Linked DNA regions of Homo sapiens: region 1 is linked to region 2. A link is a contact called in ENCODE Hi-C data. All regions are on one chromosome and are shown on one strand. The core of a region is the stretch at or near the end of the contact, and the rest is flanking DNA. Distances in the headings are between cores, read along the strand shown.

The links. Hi-C counts contacts between places; a loop is a spot of excess contacts on that map. Pooled maps may share reads with other maps.
Region 1: a loop to region 2 is called in a pooled map, with 4 times the contacts of the local background. The contact joins the promoter of KRTAP5-8 here to the enhancer-like site in region 2. A Hi-C loop is called at or near these places in 4 of 37 single-sample maps with no recorded cell type and 2 of 50 pooled maps.

Annotation. Positions count from the first base shown.
Region 1 is chr11:71,536,756-71,543,101 of GRCh38, reverse strand. It overlaps KRTAP5-8 (keratin associated protein 5-8), which reads right to left and starts at 5,077. Exons shown (of 1, transcript NM_021046.3): 1 at 3,893-5,077. The coding sequence starts at 5,046. The coding sequence ends at 4,483.
Region 2 is chr11:71,372,369-71,379,242 of GRCh38, reverse strand. No RefSeq gene overlaps it. Among named protein-coding and RNA genes, the nearest start is that of DHCR7, 73 kb to the left of the region's middle. RefSeq lists a silencer at 5,301-5,350. Within about 2 kb of position 5,367, at least 3 of the 41 ENCODE cell types and tissues checked have a DNase peak (open chromatin) inside an H3K27ac peak, as active enhancers do.

The DNA.
Region 1 (6,346 bases), core at 3,828-6,327, 160 kb before region 2:
TGCAGTCTTTCTCAGGAGCCGTGGGGAAATAGAGCTGGCAGGCTGTTAGTGACTCACCAAGGCAGGGACCTCTGGGGATTTACATGCTCGTACCCATCCACATTGGGCCTTTCAAAGCCTTTTTTTATTTTTTGAGATGGAGTCTCGCTCTATTGCCTAGGCTGGAGTGCAGTGGTGCCATCTCAGCTCACTGCAACCTCTGCCTCCCGGTTCAAGTGATCCTCCTGCCTCAGCCTCCTGAGTAGCTGGGATTACAGGCATGTGCCACCAAGCCCAATTAATTTTTGTATTTTTAGTAGACACAGGGTTTTGCCATATTGGCCAGGCTAGCCTCGAACTCCTGACCTCATGACCCACCCACCTCAGCCTCCCAAAGTGCTGGGATTACAGGTGTGAACCACTGCGCCCAGTCTCAAAGCCTTTTTAAAAGCTCGGCTGTTTTCTTCCCTGATTCGTAATAGCTTCCTCCTGCAGCAGTTGCACAGAACCAAATGATGGAAAGGACTCATGGACATGCGCAAAGCACACTGACCTGGAGCTTTCACTGTGTGAGAAGAGACGGTCTTGACCTTCCTTCTTGGCTCCCGGCACAGAGCTCCTCAAGCCCTTGCAATTTCTCTGAGGGATATTGTTTTCTTGGGTTTTTTAATTATGTGTTGGTTTGTTTGTTTTTTGTTATTCCTAATAAGCTCCCTTAGATCACACTTGTGTTTATGTTAATGAGGTGACTTAGGGTGGGGCCCCTAGATGGCCTCAGGATGAGACTGGTGGTCAGAAAGACCCAGTGAGAAGAGCCTGGGAACTCAGCTCCAGGACAGGGAGGGCTGCAGGTGAGAGCTCTGCAAAACTGAATAGTGAGATCCCATCAGCTTCCAGTTGGTGCACACATCCCCCCGCCGGGAGAGCGATGACTCCGGCTCCACGGGACAAAGCTCCCACACTCAGGACCATCCTGGACCTCACCCTTGGTGCCTCTTCACCTAGGGGTTCGTCTGTGTCTCATCCTCTATAATAAACCAGTAAACATAAGCTAGTGTTTCCCTGTGTTCTGGGTGCTGTTCTAGCAGATTATCAAACCCAAGGAGGGTGGTGTTGAGTAAAGAAAAATAAAAATCTCAGAACCCCAAGCCCTCTCGCAAAAGCAGCACTGTTCCTCCACAGCCTGTGTTGCTGTGTGTTTCGCTTGCCAGGCCCAGGAAACGGCAAAGGCTTCAGGTGTCTCAGGACACTTCCTCCACAAATCACTCATAAATATGCGCTATGCTGGTTGCAAAACCTCTCAAGAAGTGCGTCCTGCCATCAACAAGGATGTGCCCGTTGTGACTTCAGGCCTGCAATCCAAGTCCAGCTCCTAAAACGAAAGTGTTCCATTCCACACTGATCATATAGATTATGAGTTTATCTTCCCAGAAGCAGAACAAAAACAAGATGACACCAGTCCCTCCTCCATCTACCCAGAGAGGTCTGCACAACCGACTCTTCCTTTAGTCCCTTTTTCTCTTCAAACGTTCACCTTACCTCATGTAAAATGTAGATTTACTGGGCACTAACTAAAGTCTCACAGGAATGCAATCATTTGCCTAATGCTTACCTGCCTCTTCCTACCTGCCTGCCCCCCTTTAAGGAAATGTATAAATACCAAACTTCCCAAAAATCTCTCTGGGAAAACAGCCACAGATGTGCCTGCATCTTGCATTTTTCTCAGGTGCGCCTTAAAGCAGGCTTAGTAAACCTTGATGGACAGAGAGCTTTGCCTCAGCCACTCATTTCAGGTATCAGTGTAAACCCTGATTTATAGCCCATCGGTTAGAAGCTTGGGAGGCTGGACTCGTGATTGGCATCTGTATTAGTCCATTTTCACACTGCCGATAAAGACATACCTGAGACTGGGCAATTTACAAAAGAAAGAAGTTTAATGGACTCACAGTTCTACCTGGCTGGGGAGGCCTCACAATCATGGTGGAAGGTGAAAGGCACATCTCACATGGTGGCAGACAAGATAAGAGAACTTGTGCAGGGAAACTCCCATTCATAAAATCATCAGATCTCGTGAGACTTATTCACTATCATGAGAACAGCACAGGAAACACCCACCCCCGTGATTCAATTACCTCCCACTGGGTCCCTCCCACAACACAGGGGAATTGTGAGAGCTACAGTTCAAGATGAGATTTGGGTGGGGACAGAGGAAAACCATGTCAGCCTCTGAAGTGGGGACAGTCTTGTGGGACTGAGCCCTTCGCCTGTGGGATCTGAAATGAACTCTGTTTCAAGATGGGAGTGAATTGCAGGACACCCAGCTGGTGTCAGAGAATTGGTCAGTGTGGAAAGAGGCAGAAAATTGAGTAGTGTGGGGAAAACCCGCACATCAGGAATGAGAGTGTTCTGTGTGAGAGTGTAGAGAAACTACGTTTTTCTCAGATTCATGCTGACAACAGAAGCAATACCACAGGTGGAAGAAAACAGAGAGGGCCTCTTTCTGGTCCAGCCACAGGGTGGAGGCCGTTTTTGACTTTCACCTTCCTCTGTGGGTCCAGCTCTCTCTTGCTTGTTGGCTCTGAGGATTATTTTATTTTTTCAACAGCTCAGTGACTTAAAAAATATATGTTTTAAATACAGCACTTTAAAACTTTATTTATTTATTTAGAGATGGAATCTCATTCTGTCACCCAGGCTGGAGTGCAGTGGTGCAGTCTGGGCTCACTGCACCCTCTGCTTCCCGGTTTCAAGCGATTCTCCTGCCTCAGCCTCCTGAGTAGCTGGGATACAGGCGCCCACCACCATGCCCGGCTCATTTTTGTATTTTTAGTGGAGACGGGGTTTCACCATGTCCTTTGAGAAGTTCCAGGTTGTGAATAGTGTCTAGTCAACCTTACTTACTAAAACAGAAACTCAGAAGCACATTCTAAAAATTCCGTGTTGTTGAGTTTTCACTTTCTTGTCACAGTTCCATCAGACACTCACGGCCTGCCATCCTGTGAGAAGGTGGCTTCCCGAGCAGCCTCCCGTGCTCTGCTGTTACAGACGCCTGGGTCTGGGGGCTCCAGCCTTGCAGCCCACCTCCTCCTCCGCCAGCTCCTGCCTTCCCTCCCCATGAGTCGAACATGCCGGACTTTGGTCTAGGCCCTCCAGCCTCCGGAACTGGGAGAAATGGTGTCTGTTGTTCCGTCTTCCAGGCTTACTCTGTGGGTTTTGTTCTGGCAGCCCGAGCTGACAGAGGCAGCAGGGAAGGGACAGTTGGGGGCCTGAAGCAGAGGTCTAGGTAGGGAGGTGTCACAAGAAGGCAGGAAGGAGGTGTCTTAGGATGTCTTCCAGGAGATGCTGTGGGATTTGGCGACTTGTAGGGGAGAGAAGCCCAAGGGGCCTCCCAATTCTGTATCCTGGAAGATGGGAAAGATGGTGATGCCCCAAGCCAAGTGGATACCACGGCTGAGTTGTGCCCCCTGGTACATACGTTGGAGTCCTCACTGCAGTATCTCAGAATGGCACCTTATTTGGAGATAGATCTTTACAGGGGTGATTAGTTAAAACGTGGACATAATGGAGTAGGGTAGGCCCTAATCTAATCTGTGTCCTTATACAAAGAGATGAGGACGCAGACACACACAGAGGGACAAGCACATGAGGATATAGGGATGGCGGCATCAGTAAGCCACGGAGGGAGGTCTCAGGAGGACCCGGCCCTGAGGCACCTCGATGGCAGATTCTGGCCTCCAAACTGTGAGACGATCCACTCCCGTTGCATAAGCCACATGGTTTGTGGGGCAGCCCTAGCAAACTCACACAGCAGGGAACGGGGGGTTCCCAAATGCCTGGGAGTGCGACTCTGTGAAAATTGTACATTTATCTAATCACACAGAAGTTGAAACAAAAGAATCACAACGCAAACTCGTGGGAGGTGTGGATCGTATTTATTTAGAAGATTCAGCCTAGGCACTTACAAGGCGAAGCCCTGGGGAAAGAAACAAGGCCAGGTCAGAGGTAGAAGAGGAGACTGGGCGCCCCTCCTCCTCAGGAGAGGATCCTGGGGTCTCTAATAATTCTGAGTCCTCTAGGTCAACTCCAAAAACAATCGGAGCTGTGGCAGCTCAGGCAGGATGAAGATGAAGGGTGGAGGAGCCAGGAGGTTGCAGGGACCGGGGAGAGGCGGCAGCAGGTCGGAGGATTCCAGTTTCAGTGTGTTTCCAGCAGGCTCACAGGAGGGGCCCAGGGATGTGGGATCTTGAAGCCCTGAGAAGGTTGAAGTGATGAGGTCAGGAAAGGAAGAGGGGATTCTGGGAGGGTTGATGGGCAGCACCCAGCATGCCAGAAGCCCTCATGACCTCAGAGGCTGAGCAGCTGAGTACTGAGCCCTGGACGCTAGGCTGCCTTAGTCCAGAGGAGGACAGACTCAGAGATGTGCTTCAGGAATTCAGGACACAGCTACAGTCATTCCTGGAGAGCCCAGATCTGTGGGACCAGCTGAGATTTGTAGGCAGAGCCTCAGATCTTGCACTGGCAGCAAATTGGGACACAGCAGCTGGACTGGGAACAGCAGGGCTTGCAGCAGCTGGACTGGCAGCAGGATGACCCACAGCCTGAAGAGCAGCAGCAGGGCTTACAGCAGCTGGACTGGGAACAGCAGGGCTTGCAGCAGCTGGACTGGCAGCAGGATGACCCACAGCCTGAAGAGCAGCTGCAGGGCTTACAACAGCTGGACTGGGAACAGCAGGGTTTGCAGCAGCTGGACTGGCAGCAGGATGACCCACAGCCTGAGGAGCAACAGCAGGGCTTATAGCAGCTGCACTGGGAGCAGCCACAAGAACCACAGCCTCCCTTGGAGCCCCCACAGGAGCCACAGTCCCCCTTGGAGCCCCCACAGGAGCCACGGCCCCCCTTGGAGCCCCCACAGGAGCCACAGCTGGAGCAGGAACAGGCTGGCACACAGCAGCACACGGGCTTGCAGCAGCAGATGGGCACACAGCAGCTAGAGCCACATCCCCCACAGCCAGAGCCGCAGCCCCCACAGCCGGAGCCACAGCCTCCAGAGCAGCCACAGCAGCCCATGGTTCTGGTGGGTTGAGGGTGGAGCAGGTAGAGGAGCAGGTGAGAGGGAGGTGTGCAGGTGTGGAACTCCCTGAGCCTGGGCCCTTTATATCCCTGCCCAGGTGTTTATACTGAACACATGAATACTTCTGTTGTTGTTTCTGCTATTTCACATGCACGAGTGTTATTTTTAATCTCTTCACAATCCCATGAGCCGCCATCAGCTCCAGCCAAGCTCTCCTTTCCTTGGTTTCTAAATTTGGCCTCTTCCTCATAGGTGTTTCCCTTTGTTAGAAGACACTGGGCTCCCTCTCCAGCAGGTGTCCCGGGAGCCTGGGAGACGGTGGTGGCTTGGCCAGCGGGTGGACCATTTTCCTTGGCGCTCAGGGCTCTCCTCAGCGATGCAGACCCTCCACCCCCTGGCATTGGTGTTTATATCAACGGTGGTCATTTTGTAAAAAAATTAAATAAAATTAAAACTAACAAAATAAGCTGAAAGAAAAGGCTGTCTATAGGTTCCACCGCTTAAAAATTTCCAGGATAAATATTTTGTCAAATTTGTAAAACACAGTTTTGAAGAGCGTGGATTTGAGTGTGGCCCTGGTTCTCCTTTGTCTTTCTTACCTCTTCTTCCTGTGGTTCGGCTCACTCCTCCAGACACGGATTAGACCCACGTTCCCTTCAGGCAAGCTGGGCTCACAGAGGGAACAGAGGAACGGGACCCTTTCTAATGCTTTCAAGTTTTCCTCAATTAAGTCTTTGTAAAAATTCCACAAATCAACAGATATGCTTCAAATTTATTCTCCTTGAAGGCTACAAAAATTTTGATTAGCCATCCTCTCTAATGTACTTTTATTTTCCGAAGATTAATTTTAATTTTATATTGAGGTAAAATTTACATGCAGTGAAATGCTTTTTTTTTGAGACTAAATCTCACTGTGTTGCCCAGGCTGGAGTGCAGTGGCATGATCTCGGCTCACTACAACCTCTGCCTCCCGAGTTCAAGCAATTCTCCTGCCTCAGCCCCCTGAGTAGCTGGGATTACAGGCGTGTGCCACCATGCCTAGCTAATTTTTGTATTTTTAGTAGAGAGGGGGTTTCACCACGTTGGCCTGTCTGGTCTCGAACTCCTGACCTCAAGTAATCCACCTGCCTCGGCCTCCCAAAGTGTTGGGATTACAGGCATGAGCCACCACACCCGGACTGCATTTTTTTTTTTTTTTTTTTTTTTTTTTTTTTTTTTTTGAGGCAGTGTCTCATTCTGTCGCCCAGGCTGGAGGGCAGTGGTGCGATCCTAGCTCACTGCAGCCTTGGCCTACCA
Region 2 (6,874 bases), core at 4,118-6,617:
AGATGACTCAAGTGTATTGTTTTCTATTCTTTATTTTTACCATTCATCCATGTCCATCCATCCATCTGCCCAGCCACCCATCATCCATCCATCACCCCATCCATCTTTCCATCGTCTCTCCAACCATTAATCCAACTATACATACAGCTCTACAACTGTCCATCCATCCAACCATACATATAACCATCCATCCATTCAGCTATCCATCTATCCATCCATCCATCCATCCATCCATCCAACCAACCAACCAACCAATAATTCACTCATTCATCCACTCCTCACTCATTCATTAAATACTGAATTGGTTCTTTTTAGTCAAATTACCTGTACTTGAAGTCTAGTTCTATTATTAATTAACTGTGTGTGACCTCCACCAAGTTTCTTTTTTTTTTTAATTTATTTTTAAAGAAAAGAGGTTTAATTGGCTCACAGTTCTACACACTGTACAGGAAACATGGCAGGGGAGACCTCAGGAAACTTACAACCATGGCAGAAGGTGAAGGGGAAGCAAGTACATCTTACATGGCTGGAGCAGGAGGGAGAGAGAGAGAGGAGAGATGCTACACACTTTTAAACAACTATATCTCGTGAGGACTGTATCACGAGAGCAACACTAGAGGGATTGTGCTAAACCATTAGAAACCACCCCCATGATCCAGTCACTTCCTACCAAGCCCCATCTCCAACATAGGGGATTACAACTGAACATGAGATTTGGGTGGGAACACAGATCCAGAGCATATCAGGGTGTTTATTTGCAAATATGTTGTTATTTTCTAGTTCTGTAGTGATCTGATGTCTGCTATAAATGTCTGCTGTGAAGGCGACACTGGCATTGTTTTTCCTGGCCATTGTGTGGTACATGGCATAATGGAGTCTAGCGCTGACTCCATTGAGTTGGAAGGTGATTATGGAAGACACACAACCAAACTCTCATGTATGACATGTGTAAGTAAAGAATAAGCTGCTGTTCTTACTGAAGCTCTATGAATGTGATTTCAACCCATTTGATTTCAAACGTATTGCCTTAAAACATTAAGAGCATTGAAAGCTTAAAGGGAGTTGGCCTAGTGTTTGAGCAACTGAAGCACATTTCTTATATTTCTATATGGTGCAGTTTCCTCATCTATAAAACGAGGGGAAATAATAATAATCAGTAAAATGGGGGAGTCAAAGAGTTAATCCCTGTAAGAGGCTTAGAAAAGTGGTGTGGGGATAATAAGTGCTTAACAAATGTTAGCTGTTGTTATCATTATCATAATTATTAAAATTCACCAAGATTTATTGTCAGTCAGGATGCTATGGTTTTAAAGAGATGTATAGATAAAGTTCTGGAATTCAGAGAGCCTATTGGGGAAGGTGTCAGGGAGCTGGCAGCACGTTCAGGGATCATACAATACTAAATTTTGTTCAGATTTCAGGAGAAGAGGAACTTAACTTTGGAATCTGGTAATTAAACATTTCCAGAGGAAACTTTCTTAAAATACTACTTAAAAATAAGGACAATACTGTGATCTTACTCATATGTTTAATTTCTGTTCAAGTCATTGCTTGGACTTGGTAATTTTTTTAAACAAAGCATGACACAATGTTAAACTAAAGAAGCCCTAGATAAGAAGACTTTTTGAACATACTGAAAGCTTCAATATGAAACCTATCAATTTCCTGAAAGTTAATGAACAACGCAACTTTCAATTTTTGTGTCTCCAAAAAGAATCAGGCCAGATAATCTTCAAGATGGCTTCCAACTCTGGCCAAAGTTATTCTGCATGCACGTCTTTCCAGCATCAGAGCTTGCTTATGTGTAGAAGATTGTTGAATCCTTGACTGAATCCACTGTGTGTGTTCTTTAGAAAGAGGGGCATAGCTTAAGAGGAAAAATGATCATTTACAAATTAAAATGATCCAATGTAATGAGTGAACTGACTTAGTAAGTATTATTGAAGCCCTCAAGTTTGCTGTCTGCCGACCCACATGGTTGGCTCTGGCCATGGAACTCAGCAGCCAGAAGATGAGAGGAGGAGAGGGAAGTGCTGGTCCACCCTGAGCAAGGAGCAGCCAGTCATCACAGTCATGGCAGAAGTTATTATCTCAGGCTCATGGCAGCCACTTTGCTGCACTCTATGTGGGATGGAAGCCTGTATTTTCATTTAAAATTCTGTACAGCACAGAGAAGCCATTGGTTTAATCCTCATTTCAAACAATCCCTATCTTCCTGAGGTTGAAATAATGGGGAAAGGGGAACTGCCAGTCCTGGCTCATTATGTGATGTGTGATTTCAGGGAGGTTGCACCACCACTCTGATACCCCCTCTGCTCATCAGTCATGAGGTGACAATTTGCTCTCTATCCCTATCCCTATCCCTAACTCTATCCCTATCTCAGTCTCTATCTCTGTGTCCACTCCTATCTCTATATCTATCTTGAACCCTATTCCTATTTCTATCTTTATTCTTGTTGTGATTTGAATGCCCCCCGCCAAAATTCATGCTGAAATGTAATTTCCATTGTAATAGTAACGTTAACAGGTGGAGCCTTTAAGAAGTGATTAGGTCATCAGGGCTCTGTCCTCATGAATGGATTAATGCTGTTATCTTGGAAGTGGGTTAGTTATTGTGGGAGTAGTCTCCTGATACAAGGATAAGTTCATCCCCCCATTTGCTTACTCTGTTTTGTGTGCTTGTTTCCACCCTTCACTCTTATATCATGGGATAACACCAGATGCAAGTGCCATGCTCTCAGACTTCTCAGCCTCCAGAACCATGAGCCAAATGAACCTTTGTTCTTCATATAATAAATTACCCAGTCTGTGGTATTGTTATAGCAGCAGAAAATGAAATAAGATAATCCCTATCCCTATTTGTCTTATCCCTAACTCTATCCTCATCTCATTCCTTTACCTATCACTAACCCTATCCCTCTCTGTCTCTATCCATATCCGTACCCTTATCTCTAGCTCTATCTCTATCTCTATCCTTTTCCCAATTTCTACCAGTAGGGCTGTTATACAAATGAGTGTGAAACAGCAAATGCAAGACACTTTGTAAGCGGTAAAGTTCTCAGCAAACTCAGGGAGGGGGATGCTGGCATAAACCAATGGTTCCCAAACCATCCATCAGAATCACCTGGAGGGTCGATTGAAAACAGATGGCTGGGCCCCACCCCAGCATTTCTCAATCAGCAAGAATTTCATTTCTAACAAGCTCTCAGGTGTTGGTGCCACTGCTGATCAGGGGACCAGCATTTCTTGTGGATCTCTACGGTGGTCTTTTTAGGTTATACTGGGACAGGCAAATACTTCCTGGTAGTCTCCACCACAAAAGTAGGATATACTTTGTTAACACTTACAGAATTTTTTAAAAAATGTGTTTATTAATCATGATTATGCTATGAAACAGGTACTGTATTTATTTAACCGATGGACCTAAGTTGAGTAAAAATATTTTTAAGGTGTTCAGAGATAGGGTAGAAAGTTCTAGAACTGCCTTCCTCCAACCTGGTCTTTCCCAAGAACTGACCCAAACCAGGGGCTCCCTTGGGAGCATGCCCTATCTCTGTTTGAACCCTAGCACAGTGATCCTTGGCCAACTGCAAGCCTTGGCAAGTCCTCTTTGCAAAAGCCCTGTGTCTGCACCCTGATTAGTATCACTGGCACTTGTCTGAAAGTGGGCTCTCATTCTCTCTCTTCCTCCTGCCTTTCTCCTTCTGGGCAAATTTGGACAAAAGCTGGCATCTGCTATAATTCACATCGTATGCCATGTCCTCCACCAAGGCTGTGAACAGGAGCCCGGGCATCTACAGAGGGGACTCTATGGAAAGATAAGTAACTGGAACTTGTTTTGTTTGTTTCTCAAACAAACAAAAATCATAATCCTGACTCCATTCTCCTTAATGCACTACCAAGTTCTGTAATTCAGAACAAATGATCATATTCTCACTGTACTGCCTGTTTTTCTCTAAGAAAATATTCCAAATTGATTTTTAACTCATAAGAATTAATGAAGTTGTCGACTTGGCAAAGAGACTTCTGCACTCCCACACTGATTGCTTCATTGTTCACAATAGCCAAATTATGAAATCAACCTCAGTGTCAATCAACAGATGAATGGATAAAGAAAATGTGGTATAGATATAAACAATAGAATACTATTCAGCCCTAAAAAAGAAAGAAGTCTTGTCATTTGCAATGATATGAATGAACTCGAATGACACTATATTCAGTGAAATAAACTGGGCCCAGAAAGCCAAATACTGGATGTGATATCTAAAAATGTCAAACTCATTGAAATAGAGAGTAAAATGGTAGTTATCAGGGGCTAGGGTAGGGGAGGAGGATTGAGGAGACGTTGGTCAAAGGACACTTTCAGTTAGGAGGAATGAGTTCAAGAGATCTACTGTACAACACGATGACTATAGTTAATAACAATGTCTTATATACTTGAAAATTGCTAAGAGAGTAGATTTTAAATGTTCTCATTAGGAATACATAAGTATTTGAAAAAATTATTTTTCTGCCACATATCTAAAACTAAAATAAAGTTGTTAACTTGGGGTTCATGATGGTACTACCATGTACTGTAGTGGATAGTGGGGGGCTGAGATTGGGAAATTGTGGGTGAGCGAGGGTGGAGATCAGAGGGCTTCCCCTCTATCCTAACCTACCCAGTGTCTCCCTGTTCTGCATTTCCCAGAATCCCTTGCAGCAAGCTCCTAATGGAAGCACCTGTATCTAATTGAACGCTCCTGCAGGACAAAGGCTCTGCCAGCACTGTTTGGCATTCCTGCAGGCAAGCCCCCGCACAGAGGTGTTGACCCTTCCTCCAGCAGCTTCCCTATCTGGGTGGCGTCTACAGTGGCCATCTCCTGACTCTGATGGTGGCCTGATTCTGGAGCTGGAGGAGGAGCTACAGCTTCCCAGTTGAGCAGGTGGCTTCCTGTTGGCAAAGAGGAAGCAGCTCCTTTGCTAGCTCGGTTTTGTTTTCAAAGTCGTTCCTGAATATTCAGTTCCACAACCATTTCTTCAGCCTCTCCAATGATTCTATTTGCCCCCCGTAACCTGAAACTAATTCCTTCTTGCTAAACTAGCTGCAGTGCATCCTGTTCTCTGAGACTGAGCCCCAGTGATATAGTGCAGGTATGCATTTCCCAGGGAGATACTCCATCATTCCCACCAGCTTCCTGAGAGGGCAAATATCCGAGAGAGGCTAAGAACCTCACCCACTTGTGATCCACAGGAAGTTCTGGTGGGCTAGCACTAGTGCAGATGTCCTAGAATACTTGAGGGGAATCAAATCACGCTGAACTTGTGGTAATACAGTGCTTCTAAAAAGTTCTTCTAATTTGCATTCTGCCCATCTGGAGTTTCAGTTCCTGGGTCTAATTAACACATTGCTCACCTGAAGCCATTTTCACTTTATATTCAATTCAACAATTCAATGACTTGTTTAATAAACATTCACTGAGTAAGCATTCACCGGACCCTATGCTAGGAGCTGGGGAAACAGACATACCTGCTGTAATTCCTGCCTGGGGGAGCTTAGCTGCTGCATAAGGAGGAGAAAGCCTAGAAATAAAACCACTGCATTTTAAGGCTATTATGGCCACAGCAGAAATTATGTATCAGGTGGTAAGAGGGGAGAGAGAATGAGGCAACAATGTCCTAGGAAACGTCTGTGACCACCAACTGTGGCGACTGCGAAAAGGGCTACAAATTCTTCCCCTTCCATCAGGAACTGGAAACTACTTCTTCATCCCTAGAATATGGGTTGGTCATGTGACTAGCTTTAGTCAATGGGACATTAGCAAACATGATGCAATGTTCCATGGACTAAGGGGTAAAAAGTAACTGTGCATTGGGATTCCTCTCTTGCTGTTCTTGGAAATCCTGCAGCCACCACCATGCAAACTGGCGGATGCACAAAAGACATATGGCCCAGTAACCCCCAGTAACTATATCTGACTCTCAGCTAATCAGCAGCCAACTGCCAAATGCAGGTATGAAACTACCTGACCACCAGCTGCCCACAGATGAATGAATAAGCCCAACCAAAATAAGCAGAGGAACCAGCGAGGCCCAGCCCAAGTCACTGGGCCACAGAATCATTACCTGATAAATAATTGTTCTTTTAAGCCACCAAGTGGCGGGATTGATACATCTACTCTGTGCCTAGATTTCTACTAGGCCTCCAGGCAGAGTTTCAGGAGAAATAGAAGAAATATTTCCTGTTTTCAAGGAACTAAGGCATCACATCTGAAATTTGCCTTTGGCATAGGGGACTGACTATGTCGTGGTATCCGTCTTCTGGGTCTGCCTTCTCAGTCCAGAAGAGGTCAGTAGTTGCTAACGCTCCAAGTGCTTTTGGTGTAAAAATCCATTCTCCAAAGGAGGTTGAGAATAGACTTTTCCATCATGGTCAAGGAATGAAGATGGTGGTAAGAGACTATGGCAATGAGGCAGGTATGCTGGTAGCAACAATCCCCATTGTCCTTCTTGCCAGTGTGGCCCAGAGGCTGGGGATTGAAAGGATGCTTGCTATTTGTTAGGTAGCCTGCGTGTGAATTCCAGCTTCACTCAGTATGGACAAGCTGTAATGCAAATCACTTCACCCTCCAGGGCCTGTTTCTTCTTCAGCCACATGGGCTGACAACACCAACTCCCAGGGTGTTGGAGGAGCAGATGCGTAGACATGAGTGGAGGGCTCAGCACATGCACACCCACTCCCTCTGCTCTCTCGCTGGCCCTGCAAAAGGGCAGGGAAGTGGCCCAGACTCCTTGTAATCCCAATGGTCATCTATGCCACAGATAGCCCTGGTAACTGGAAGGTTCAGTCAGAGTGGATCATTTGGTGCCTGCGAGGCCTGGCTCTCCCCACCAG